2 separate regions of the Homo sapiens genome follow, and region 1 is linked to region 2. The links are chromatin contacts, found by Hi-C or POLR2A ChIA-PET in ENCODE. All regions are on one chromosome and are shown on one strand. Each heading gives the region's core, a stretch centred on a gene start or an enhancer-like site at or near the end of the contact. The rest is flanking DNA. Distances are from core to core; before and after follow the strand shown. Region 1 overlaps SLK (STE20 like kinase). Region 2 holds the start of GSTO1 (glutathione S-transferase omega 1).

What was found. Hi-C counts contacts between places; a loop is a spot of excess contacts on that map. ChIA-PET counts read pairs that join two places held with the same protein, here RNA polymerase II (POLR2A). Pooled maps may share reads with other maps.
Region 1: a map of gastrocnemius medialis shows a loop between it and region 2 (3-fold over the local background). The contact joins the enhancer-like site here to the promoter of GSTO1 in region 2. A Hi-C loop is called at or near these places in 1 of 168 maps with a recorded cell type or tissue (gastrocnemius medialis) and 1 of 50 pooled maps. POLR2A ChIA-PET finds 5 or more read pairs at or near these places in 2 of 52 experiments (WTC11 and naive thymus-derived CD4-positive, alpha-beta T cell).

Annotation. Positions count from the first base shown.
Region 1 is chr10:104,024,253-104,030,175 of GRCh38, reverse strand. It overlaps SLK (STE20 like kinase), which reads right to left. Exons shown (of 19, transcript NM_014720.4): 19 at 943-4,602. The coding sequence ends at 4,456. Among named protein-coding and RNA genes, the nearest start is that of MIR936, 21 kb to the left of the region's middle. Within about 2 kb of position 1,860, at least 5 of the 41 ENCODE cell types and tissues checked have a DNase peak (open chromatin) inside an H3K27ac peak, as active enhancers do.
Region 2 is chr10:104,251,652-104,258,175 of GRCh38, reverse strand. GSTO1 (glutathione S-transferase omega 1) reads right to left here and starts at 3,284. Exons shown (of 6, transcript NM_004832.3): 1 at 3,214-3,284; 2 at 2,905-3,013. The coding sequence starts at 3,247. All of the region lies in intron 1 of LOC124902497 (a long non-coding RNA gene), which reads left to right. RefSeq lists silencers at 2,338-2,387, 2,878-3,137 and enhancers at 3,208-3,267, 3,602-4,116.

The DNA.
Region 1 (5,923 bases), core at 611-3,110, 230 kb after region 2:
ATAAAGGAATTGTGCTTTTTAAATAATTTTTTTTCAAAAGAATTCATTAGTTTTACCCAAAGGCTGAATTTTTTACTTTTTAATTGTAGCTTTTACACTTATTAAAAGTAACTTCCAAAAAAAGGGGGGAAAAAGATGTTTTGACCCTTTAAAAAAAAGTAGCTTTAGGGGTTCAAGTATTATATCCCCTTTAATAGTGATCCTTATCTTGATTAATCAAGACATAGGAGTTTTTTCCTTGTTACTAGATCTACCTAAGATACCCAAAGTCTTCATCAAGTTTTAGCTCAAGTAAAATAGGGTACAAGTCCAAACTTACTACCTTCTCTGGACAAAACTCAGAAAGAGGATGGGCAGATATGAGGTTATGTCCTCAGCTGGATGGCAATGGATGTTAGCCTCTTTTGTTTCATTTTTTTTTTTTAAGTCAAGAATGAGCTCAATAGTGCACAACGCTCCCAGATTAGAAAATGACACTCCATGCCTCCCTCCAGCTGGACACGTGCCGAGTGATGCTGCCTAGCGTCTACTGAATCTTGCATGAACGTTATCAATGACGAAGAGACTATTTTTGCAGAAGTGAGGTCATATGATTTGTGAAATGCTTGGTGAGAAAAATCATCCATCCCAAGAGGAAAAGAAATTAAAAACATACACATATATACATAGGCTGATAGAAATATTTTAAGCACCTCCCAAAGGAGGGGTTTGCATTCTGAAAGACAACCCCCAGCAAGTTATCACTAAAAACTACATTTGAGTGTGTGTGTGTTTGCGTGTATGCTGTGGACTACACACAGCTAGGAATACTAACTCTGGAAGGGTCAGAAGACCTGCGGGGACTGCAAGTTTTACAATATAACTAGGACCAACAACTGCAAAGTGTTCTCAGGCAGGACACTCCAGTTTCAAAGATTCTCAATAAAAGACTGCTTCCCAAAATTGATTAAGAAATAACTTTATTTTTCATGTGTCAATCCCATGATTGAAAAGACATGTTGCTCTCAAGTAGATAAGAGGCATAATCTTAAACAAAATTCTTTCTGAAAATTTAGCTTATGAACTCATTACACTGCAAACCAGAGAAGGAGCACAAAAAGCTGCAGCCCACATTGAAACCTGGCAAACACTCTCCGCCAAAATTAGTAGCAGGAATGTTAAAGCTTTATCAAAAACATGTCAGCAACGGAATAGCAACAATACAGCCATTAACTGTTGTGCCTTCAACTTAAGAAAAGCATTTAAAGAATCACCCCATTTCTTATAAAAATCATTTCTCAGAAAAGAATTGTTAATCAAAAGACTATTAGAACTGGAACTCTCTTCTTTCACTTCAGTTCTAGATTTTCTTTAATCAACAATATCTCTAGTTAATACTTGGACAGAATTTGGCTTCTCAGAAGAGTCTTTGTCATTTAAGCACAGTGTGGAATGGGAAAAAGTGTATAGTTACAAGGAAACTAGAAGAGTACAAAAAAATAGTCACTTCTGAAACTCGCTGATGCTCAAGAAATCAGAGACCCTTCATTAAGGTGGGTCTCATATGCCTGAGAGCTTTGTGCTTGAGGAAGTATGACTTAGAGGTAGCTCTGGTTCTGGTAATTTATATTTAATTATAATTTGCTGTATCCTGTCACAAGAGAGTTCTAATATTTTCAGCAAAGTAAAAGCATTCAACATTTTTTCCTTACCCACCCTATAGCTTCCCCATAGAAAAAGATAAGAAAAAGCTTAATGTGACTCCACATAGAATAGCAGCTAATTCAGCAATTCGCACTGTATGGTTGTTGACAGGACTAGGAAAGGCAGCCTAGTGCCCCAAGCTGTAGGAGCTGGATCTGCAGAAGTGTGCAGGTCTGCTGTGTTCACAGCACTCAGGGAAAGAGGGGAGGAGGTGGCTGATGAGGGTGCACGTTCGGAGAAGTCTGTATGTGTTTCATGGCATATTCTGCCACAGCAACAAAACAACCAAATCAGCAGTAGATTTGACTGTACCCTTCGATTTCAAAGAAGTCTGCGCCCCTCGCCCACTCGCCACCTACACTTCATGCAGGAAAGATAGATCACTATCATCTATTTGAATACAGGGCCTCAGAAGAGGTGGGCTGGTATGGGTACAAACAGCGTATTTTATAACAAAACACTTTTTGAAAAGATTTATATAACTTTAAGTATTAAAATGAATGCTTTACCTCTACATATGTATCACTGTACAGTCTTGCACCCACACGATTATGGTCATATTTGAAAGCGAACTCAAGCACAAACACTGAATCCAAAAGGCAGTTTTAAGGGAGATCCAACCTTACCCACAGCGCCAACCATTCCACTCTGAGCCTCTCTCCTTGAGTCAATAATCTGAATGTCAAGTTGAAAGGAACAGAAAGAATCAAATATTCAGACCAAATTAATCAGGCACCACACACTATTTAGCGCACAGGGTATCAATTAAATGATACTAGAAAAAAAATGTCTACTGCCTGAGGTATTCATTTTTTAAAAGTCAATAAACTGAAAATTTCAAAGGAGAAAGTGGTATGAAGACGTTCCTTCCCAATCCCTCTTCAAATAAATCATTAAATACACTGGGCAACATTATACTGTCATTTTTATCATAACAATATAAACAATTTTTATCATCATCCTGAATATTACTTTATAAAGATATATATTTTAAAAGGCTTTCAAAACATTTTTCAACCCAGCATTTGAGAATAAAGCATTAAGAGTTTTGTATACAGTAACACATTCATGTGATAAGTGTATGAATTTACAACCATACATAATATGTATATATGTATATATATTTATATAAAAAACAAACTTGGCCAGAAGTTAAGGCTACCTACGAAGTTGTCCAAGTAAATTATGCTTGTCAAAACAATTATAAAATTCAAATCACACATGCATTTTTAAATCATCTAAATCACTGACAAACAAGGTTCAGCATCCAAAGTTTTCAAATTAACTGCAAGAAAGTGCTACAGACATTTACATTTTCTAAATATGAATCAGTGTTCCCACAAAGTTACATTTAAATTTTTCACCAGCCTCAAAAGTAATATAACTGAAAACAAACTTTCACAATTTGGTACCTAGCACTCTTAAGAGAGAATAGGTTGAAAATGGCAGGCAGCAAGCATCATTCACAAATGTGCTGTCTCAGACAGCAAAGTACAGTTTATAATACTGTCTGACCTGACACGTGGTTGAAATTCTAAGCCTCATAAGGGACTAGGAGTGAACATTTCATTAATAATTACACACACCAGCAACCACATGATAAAGGCTTCAGGCTTTTCCCACTCAAATCAAAGTGAATGATTTAAACATGGAACAAAATAAAACCAAGACATAAGTAGCCTCATTTCAAAATAAGGAAAAGTAATTCCTGACGTGCCTAAATATTTAATTTAAACTTTTAAAAAAGTATTCTGAACTAATGCCTCTTTTAAGATTAATTTCTGAAGATATATTTATAAATATAACTCACAGCCTGCAGGCCTCTGACAGAGTTTTAAACAGAATTAGCTAAGATGGAGAGAAATCATTTAACCAGCTCAGGTATTATTTTAGAAAATAAACACAGATAGCTAAACCTATATTGCTTAAATTTCATGAGTTTTACATTTCCAGTTTGCAATCTAAAAGCTACCTCTTTTTTTCATCTTTCCAAACTTTGTACATGTATTTTAGGATGAAAATTTCTATCAAACGGTAAGAGAAGCAAAAATTCCAAAACAACCATGTTTTTAATTCTAAAGATGTTTTTGTCCCTGTTGATCAAAAAGAAAATCCTACTTACGACTTGACTGAAATTTAGTGTTTTAGGCACTATCTTAAGAAAATTAGCACCCTCAATTATTAGCTCATGCCAAAAGAGGTAATTCGTTTTGACAAATCACTGAAATAATTTTTCTCTTTTAAAAGAGGTTGTTCCTATTTAAAGAAAAAAATATATTCATTTACTGAGTCAACAGCATATTTGAGCAAATCATAGCTTTTTTATGAGAGCTGATCCACCAAAAGAAAATTATCCCAACTCTCTGCAGCAGAGCTTCAACTACAGAATTTAGGCATTGAGAAGTTACGTCAGGTAAGAAGAATTTATTAATACTTAGTGATGTAACAGTTTTTCTTAAATAACTTTAAACATTATTTCTCCAACAGTTTTCAGGTAGCAGTGTCTAAAGAACATAATTTTTAAGATGAATATACAAAGTCACCTTAGTCACCAAGATGCTACTTTGCCAACATGGCCTAGCGTCTGTCTTAGTTCGTTTTCCCTTCATCTTTGCTTAAAAACAAAACAAAACAAAAAAAACAAAAAAGGAAAACACCTAGAAGGTGAGGCAGGTGATTGTCTTCATGAGCTATCTGAGAGACTGTGGCAGAAGATGAGAACAGAATGACATACTGAAAGAGCCAAACCCACGCACAGAATGCTTCCCTTTGTTATGATCCGGTGGAATGCAAGCTGGGAATAGGATAAAATTTGGAAATCCGGCTCTGTGTTGATGGGTTAAGGCATTCAGACTCCCCAGTCATTTTAAAGAATACTTCCTGTTCCTGTAGTTTCCTGGCAAACTCTTCTTCCAGTGTCTTAAAAAGAAAGGGAAAAAGAAATTGCTATGTGCTGGTATTATATATAGAATTTATGCTGACAGCCAAGATAAAACTACTTGTCCAAAACACTTTCTTTGTATATAATCCTCAAGAAGACACGCCTGCTCAATTTTTTAAGATCATAAGCTTTGTACAGCCCTATGTGCAAGTCCAGCTCAGCCACATAAATGGACAATTTGGGTCCATTACTTAACTTCCCTATATTAGAGAACCATTTAATTCCTCAATTCCTCTGCTGTAAAAATAGGGATAATTTGCTATGTGAAGTATAAATGTGATAATGATGTACTTACACATACTATGCACTCTAATATATGGTACCTATTATTAACTATTATGTGTTTCTCCCACATGGCACTTACCCCTGCCTACTTGTTATTTTAGTTACGATGCGCCTGTATTTTCTTTCACACTAGACTATAATATAAGCTGTTTAAAGGTACAACTTAAATCAGAATCATTTTTATCCCCATAATACAGAGCAAAAATAAGTGCTTGAGAAATGTAAGAGGCACCATTGTGATGTGAATGTCTGTGCCCCCCAAATCCATATAAAAACCTAATCCCTAATGTGCGGATACTATGCATAGAAGGTGGGACCTCTGAGAAGGGATGAGGTCATGAGGTAGAGCCCTCCAAATGGGATGAGTGCCTTCATGAGGGGCTAAAGAGAGTTGTTATTCCGCCCTGTGAGGACACGGTGAGAAGTCGGCAGTCTGTAACCCAAATGAGGGCCCTCATCAAAGCGTGACCGTGTTGGCACCCTGGTCTCAGACTCCCCAGCCTCCAGTTTATGGCATTTTGTTACAGGTATCAATGACTTTGTGGAGAAGTGATTCAGGGATAAGTGGTGCTGTAGAGGTACAAAGCACAGGAAAAGAAGGAAGGATATAGGAGGGGTTCTCAAAAGAGGTGAAACATGAGCTTAGTGCTGAAGGAAAGATAAGAATTTGATAGGGAGCATAGGGAAGGCATGCCAGAAACAGAGCCGAAACACAGCACAAAGGCAGGAAGCCGAGGAGCTGGTATGAGGAGTGGCCATTATACCCAAGGCTGGAACCTGGACTGGGAACAAAGTGGCTAGTGGGAGAGGAAGCTAGAAAGGGTGACTGTGACTCAGGTGTGGCACTATGAAGGCTTCACAGTCAAACTGAGGCATTAATTTACATTTTACTCTGATGGAACTGAAGATTTCTCAACATCAGTATGACAGTGTCAAGAGATGTCCTTGAGGATAAATCCTCCGGTGATGGCAGGCGAGTGGGAAGAAAGGAAAGGGAACTAGAAATTAGAAGGC
Region 2 (6,524 bases), core at 2,035-4,534:
ACACACATCCCCAGGCCCTCCCTGACCATAGCTCTGAAGTTGCTGAGCAGCTTCTATTACATGATTATCATGTTTTACTTTCTTCATTGAACTGATAATATGTATCTGAAATTACTTTGCTCACTTATTTACAAGTTTGTTATCTTCCTAGAATGTAAGCTTCACGAAAGGTGGGATCTTGTGTATCTGTTCATAGTAATAAACAAACATGTAAATGAGCAAAATGCTATATAGATATAAATGCTCTGAAGAAAATAAAAAGTTTCAAATAAGGACTCAGTAAATATTTTTGTTTTGAAATATTTCATATAAATGAATGAATAAATCTGTGGAAATGCTTCAAAATTGTCAATAAGATACTCCATTTATGGCTAAGAGGTATCTTAGTTATAAATCATATGAGGCAACTAATTGAATTGTGTCCACTATCCACTATATGAGAACCAACATAAAATTCAATTTATTTTGCTAATTTGAGTAAAAAGTTTCTTGGTTTTTATGAAGATATTAAGGAATCCTTAAAATCCACCCACAAGGCCAGGCTTGGTAGCTTACATCTGTAATCCCAGAACCTTGGGAGACTGCAGTGGGCGGATTGCTTAAACCCAGGAGTTCAAGACCAGCCTGGGCAACATGATGAAACCCTATCTCTACAAAAAATATAAAAATTAGCCAAGTGTGGTGGTACTCACCTGTAGTCTCGGCTACTCCGGATGCTGAGGTGAGAAGATTGCTTGAGCCCTGGAGGCAGAGGTTGCAGTGAGCCATGATTGCACCACTGCATTCCAGCCTGGGTGACAGGGCGAGACCCTGTCTCGAAAAAAAAAAAAAAATCCACCCACAAAATAAGCTTTCAGATTAAATCTCCATGTACTGATTTTTTAAAAAATGTTGTCTGAGTAAATCATACAAAGTAAACCAAAAAGGAAGAAAACAGGTGAAGTCCAGGCTATAGTCAGATTGTATTTAGGTCTATCTTGTATGTTGCCTGAGACTGTAGAGGAACTAAGAGAAAGGAGCTAGGTCCATATGATTGTCAAGGCTGAATAAATGTTCAATAGAACAGATTACTAAAAAAAAAATAGACACCAATACCTTTTGTTTTCTATTTTCCCATCCACAGCTGTAGCTAGAACAGCATTTCATTTGAGGATTTAAATACATAATCCCCCATGTAAACAAAGGAACATCCAATTTGAACATGAGCACAGGTGTGCATGTAATTTAAAAGGTTCATGTGCTGACAATACTGGACACTTAAGTACCAGCCATTGCAAAAAAAAAAAAAATTATTTGGCTCCTTGCCAAAGAATTATCAACATTTTTGAACTATAAAACAAAAACTTTTGTTACTATGAAAACAAAAAGATCCTGGGCTTTTGTTATTTAAAAAAAAAAAAGTATGTCAGAACACACATGAATTTTGGTAAGCTGGCATTGTGAGCCAACAAGTCTACACACCTGCCACAGCAAGTTGGAAGATGCATCTTTTAGAGAAAACCATGCTTTGTTAAGTCATATCATGTGGTTAAAATCTAGTACTTTCCCAGTAAAAGCCTCCTCGGGCTCAAGCTTAAAACTGGTCTATTAATGTAGTAGACCTTTGTTGTTTGCACTGTCTGGAAGCTGTTAACCACTCTCTTCCTCCCCTCTACCCCACACTATTAGGGGAAGATAGTTTCAATGTTCCTTTGGAAAACTGCCCCAGTAAATAAGGTAGGGTTGTTTTCAAACTAAAGGTCCAGGGTGAAGCACATAACCCAGGACTTTGTGCCTCTGAATCCAGCTGTGTCATGCTCCTGGACTTTTCAAATAAATGAGTACCAAAAAATGTCTTTTTTCAATTTTGGTTACATTAGATTTCTCTTAGTACAATAAAAGAGTTCTATCACAGCAAATATGACAGTGTTTTTGAGAAACATTATGAAATAGTAAGTACTCTATGTGTTCAGAATCATAATCTCATCCAAATGAGATGCATTTCTTAGTGAAGTAATGACAAATCCCCTTCAAATGTATTTTTTAAATGCATTTTACCTTTCTTTTAGGGAAAATAATTGCCTACCCCTAAAGATTATCCCCTTAGAAGACTAAAATTAGTTCACAAACACTAAGCACACAGACAGAAAATTCCTTAAGAATAGGGGGTTTGTTTTAAACTTCCACAGAACCTTCCACACCAAAGGTATCTAATAAATGTCTAATCAACAGACATCCAAAGGTCATGGGAAGGGAAGTGGTTCCAATGGATACTTGGTGTCAGAGAAAAGTCAAGTGACTGTTGCACATATCCTGTGGATAGCCCGTAAGTCAAAAACTATGCTAGTTTCAAAACAGGCTCTGCAGAAGGATGAGCTAGACAGACACTTCCCTCTATTTGACTCAACCAACAGCCCAATCCACAGGAATATGTGCAGTAAACTCAGCACTACCCTAGGAGGGTCAGGGTCTAAACTCTGCTGTACTGGGGTAAATTACTATTCTAGGAGGGAACAATACATTCAGAATAACAACTAACAGTTAAGCTGGAATAAGAACGGGAAATCACAATAGGGCGAAAGCGAAAGGACTCTGGACCAGGAATTCGTGACCTACCAAAGCTAAAAGAGCTGCTGCCGGTTATTACCGGGCAAATCACTAACATCACTGGAGCCTCAGCTTTTCTAATCCATTAAATGGTTGGTTAATCTAAATGAGGTGTCCTAGACCGTTGGAATCTGTGGCCTATTTTTCCTAGGGGAATGGCCTATAACTTGCTATTTTCCAAAGGGCCGAGAATAGTTTAATGTGCAGTAAAGGACGCTGGTGGGAGGGGGGTAGAAGGGGGCTGAGACCCCACCCCACCCCGCCGCCTGCAGCAGGCTCCCGGACGGCTCGGGGAGCGTCCCCCGCCTGGGTGCCCACCTGATTCCCTTGGCCTTCAGGACTAGACGCGTCCTCTCAGCAAACGGGCAGAACCTCATGCTGTAGATGCGGATCGAGCCCTCCGGGACCGGCCCCGGGGGCGCGCTTCCTGCCGGGGAGAAGCGAAGGCGATTACGGCCCAGAGAGGTGTCGAGACCCCCCGTATCCCACCGCCCCCGCGTCCCACTGCAGCTCCGACCCGTTCCCCGCCGGTGGGGCGCTCCCGGGCGGCTGGGCTCCCGGAGCAGCCTCGAACATGCCGCCGGGGGTCGCCGAGATCACCCCCTCTTCGCGGCGGGCAGGCCTCACCCTTCCCCAAGCTCCTGGCTGACTCCCCGGACATCGTGGCGCAGCGCAGGCCGAGCTCCTCTGGGGTTTGCAGGGGATTCAGGAAGTAGGTGGCGCGTCCTTCCCGCCCTCCTTCCCTCCCCCGCTTCCTCCTTAGCTCAAAAGTGCCTGCCCCCGGCGGCCGCCAGCTCCACCCGTTGTGCCTTCCCGGCTTTATGGGATAGCCCTTAAAACATCTTAAGGGGCTGTGTCAAAGCATCTCGCTGGCCAAGGGCTGCACCCACGGGGAGATACACAAAAGTTATAAATGCTCAGTCATCCCTCCGCCCCCGAACGAAGGGGTCACCACTCCGCACTCCACGGGGCTCCACGTCTGACCCTGACCCTGACCTCCCTCCCGTGACACTGACCTCGAAGCACCACCCGCTCCGTCCCAAGGCTTCACGACTTCAGAGCCTGTGGCCCGACCTCATGGCTCACTCACCGGTCCAGAGCGTTCTCTCCAAAGGCTCCTGTTCAGCTTGTGAAGGGAAAATAAAAATCTCTTGACTCCAAACTCACTATGCCAAAGGGAAGAGTCAAGCTTGGAAACTGAGTCAGGCAACACTGCCTCCCATTTTGTTGCTAAATAGCTACAAAGATCAAAGGCCACACACCTCCCCAAGGAAATTCCTTGTTGGCCCGCAAGATCTTTACTCTAAAACAGATCAGTTGAATTTCATCTTGGCAATGTAAACTAACAGCTTATCTTCCCAAGTATGGGACAAAGACAGGTCTAGGAGTCATCCTTCCTCTCGCTGGAGAAAAATGCAATTTGACCGCTTCCTCTACCCTATATTTAATCTTGTAAAAATGCAGATTCACCAAGCACTAGACGAATGCATAACTGACTATTCCTCTACGACCTCCTTTCACGAATGTAACATGCGCATTCAGTGAATGCTGATCAAAGGCCCCAAAGAATGCAACTACTCTCCCCTTTTATCTACCTTCCCTTTTTACTTTCCACTTTCCCCTACTGCCTGCTCTTTCCCTTTAAATATTGAAGTCCTCAAGCCCTCTTTGGAAAGAGCACAGATCACAGATGTTCCTGTGATTTTGTGTTCCTTTTTCTCAGATGTGTCCTCAACCTTGGCAAAATAAACCTCTAAAAGGATTGAGACTCACCTTGGTCATTTCCTTTGATTTACAAGCTCATCTATGCCTCGCTGCAGGGTTGCCCAGCCACCTGGACAGGCTTTTCCTTTTTCTGTCAGTACTAGCTTAACGTGACTACTGGGAGGGCCTCTGTCCCTACCGTCACCTGTAGGATACATCCTTTTCATTTTAACCCATAGGAGACAGCACAAACCTGGATATTATCAACCTCAGAATAATGGTGCTGCTTTCAAAACTCTCCCACTTATTAAACATTTGTGTTTTGGAGCCCTGGTAATATAACAGTACTCCCATTTTTCTAAGAGATAGAGGATGAGTTATTTTTTACATTATTTATTTCTCCCATCTTCTCTGTTTCCTCCTTTCTCCCTGTTCCCCACTTCCTACTTAGCTCTTTAGAAATGCAATTATCATCTTTTACCTTCCCTTCACCTGACACTCCCTACAGGGCAAGCTTATCTAACTGGGTGTTTACTTAAAAGCTCCAGAGCAGGACTCTCACCCCCCAGGAGACTGCCTCCAGAGATAACAGTCCATTTACATCCAAAAGTATGCCTGAGACAAGGCCACTTTACAAATGACTTCTGCCCATGATGGCACAACCCAGCAGATAAAGCACCAAAGTGAGTCATGCGAACCCCCACCCACTCGCTCCCTCCCCAGCATGCAGTTCATACCAACTGCCCCCTTTAAAAGCCCCTGCTTTCTGCCCCAGAAGCAAAGTGGTACCCTTAAGGCAGGAAGCCTGTTTTGCTCCCCCTAAGCTAGCTTTGGAATAAAAAATCACTTTCTTTATACCAGACTTTGCTCTTCTTATTAATAATTGGACTCTGAAAGCGGGAAGCAACTGAACCTGCATTTCAGTTACAATAAGGGCACAGGCTCAGAATCAAGCAGGTGGCATGAGTGAATTTAGTTTTGGGTCTGGGAATAAAGGTCTGGCCAGAGAGTCCTCTCAAACAGCTCTTTTAACTTAGGGGTCAGGAAAGAGGGGTTCCAGGGCCATCATACAGATGAGGAAAAAGACTATTCAATGATTTCCTTGTTTGCCTAGATTTGAAAGCTGGTAACTCCTGTGCCATTTATTGGGGTGAGATTGGGGTAGATGTCTATTTTTATTTTGATTAGCCCTATTATGGGAGGAGCAGAGAATGAGGTGAAAAGCACCAAGTGTTGGAGCACCCTGCCTGTTTTGATCCTGGCTCCACCCCTGTATTCAGTTGCTAGGACTAGGGTAACAAAGTACTGCAGAGTGGCTTAAATAACAGAAGTGTGTTGCCTCACAGTTCTAGAGGCTACAAGTCCAAGATGAAGGTGTCAGCAGGGTTGCTGCCTTCTGAGGAGGGAGTCTGTGAGGGAGTCTGTTCCATGCCTCTCTCCCAGCTTCTAGTGGTTTGAGGGAATCTTTGGTGTCCCTTGGAGTGCAGAAGCACCACCCACCCCATCTGTGCCTTCATCTTCATTCACACTCCAGTATGACCTCATTTTAATTTAGTTACATCTGCAACAACCCTATTTCCAAATAAGGTCACATACTGGGGCACTGGGGATTAGAACATCAATGTATGAAATTGGGGGAGCACAATTCAACCCGTAACAACCACTTATTAACTGTGAACATGGGGAAGTCACTAACCTCAGTGTGTTTCAGTTTCCTCACCTGTAAAATAAGATGGAACACATGTTATTCCTCCTGCATAGATGTTACGGGAAAGGGGTCCTGATCCAGACCCAAGAGAGGGTTCTTGGATCTCGCATAAGAAAGAATTCAGAGCGAGTCCACCGTGCAAAACAAAAGCAAGTTTATTAAGAAAGTAAAGTGGTGAAAAAACAGCTACTCCATAGACAGAGTAGGGTGTTCCCGAAAGTAAGAGGACGAAGGCGTCCACCCCAGGTTCAATGCCTGTATATATAGGATGAAAAAAAGATATGGGGAGATGTGCTCTTTTTGTGATAAAGGGTTAATTTTCATAATTACTATGTTTTGCAAGAATCAATATTATTATCTTTAAAGCAAAATTAGGAATGCCTTTGTTCTCAAGATATCGGGATATCTGGACACTCCTAAGTCTGGGTCTGTTTAGTAAACATTATCAATCTATTCCCTTAACCATAAACATCTAGAGGCTAGGAATACCTAACTTTCTGGGAATGCGGCCCAGCAAGTCCCAGCC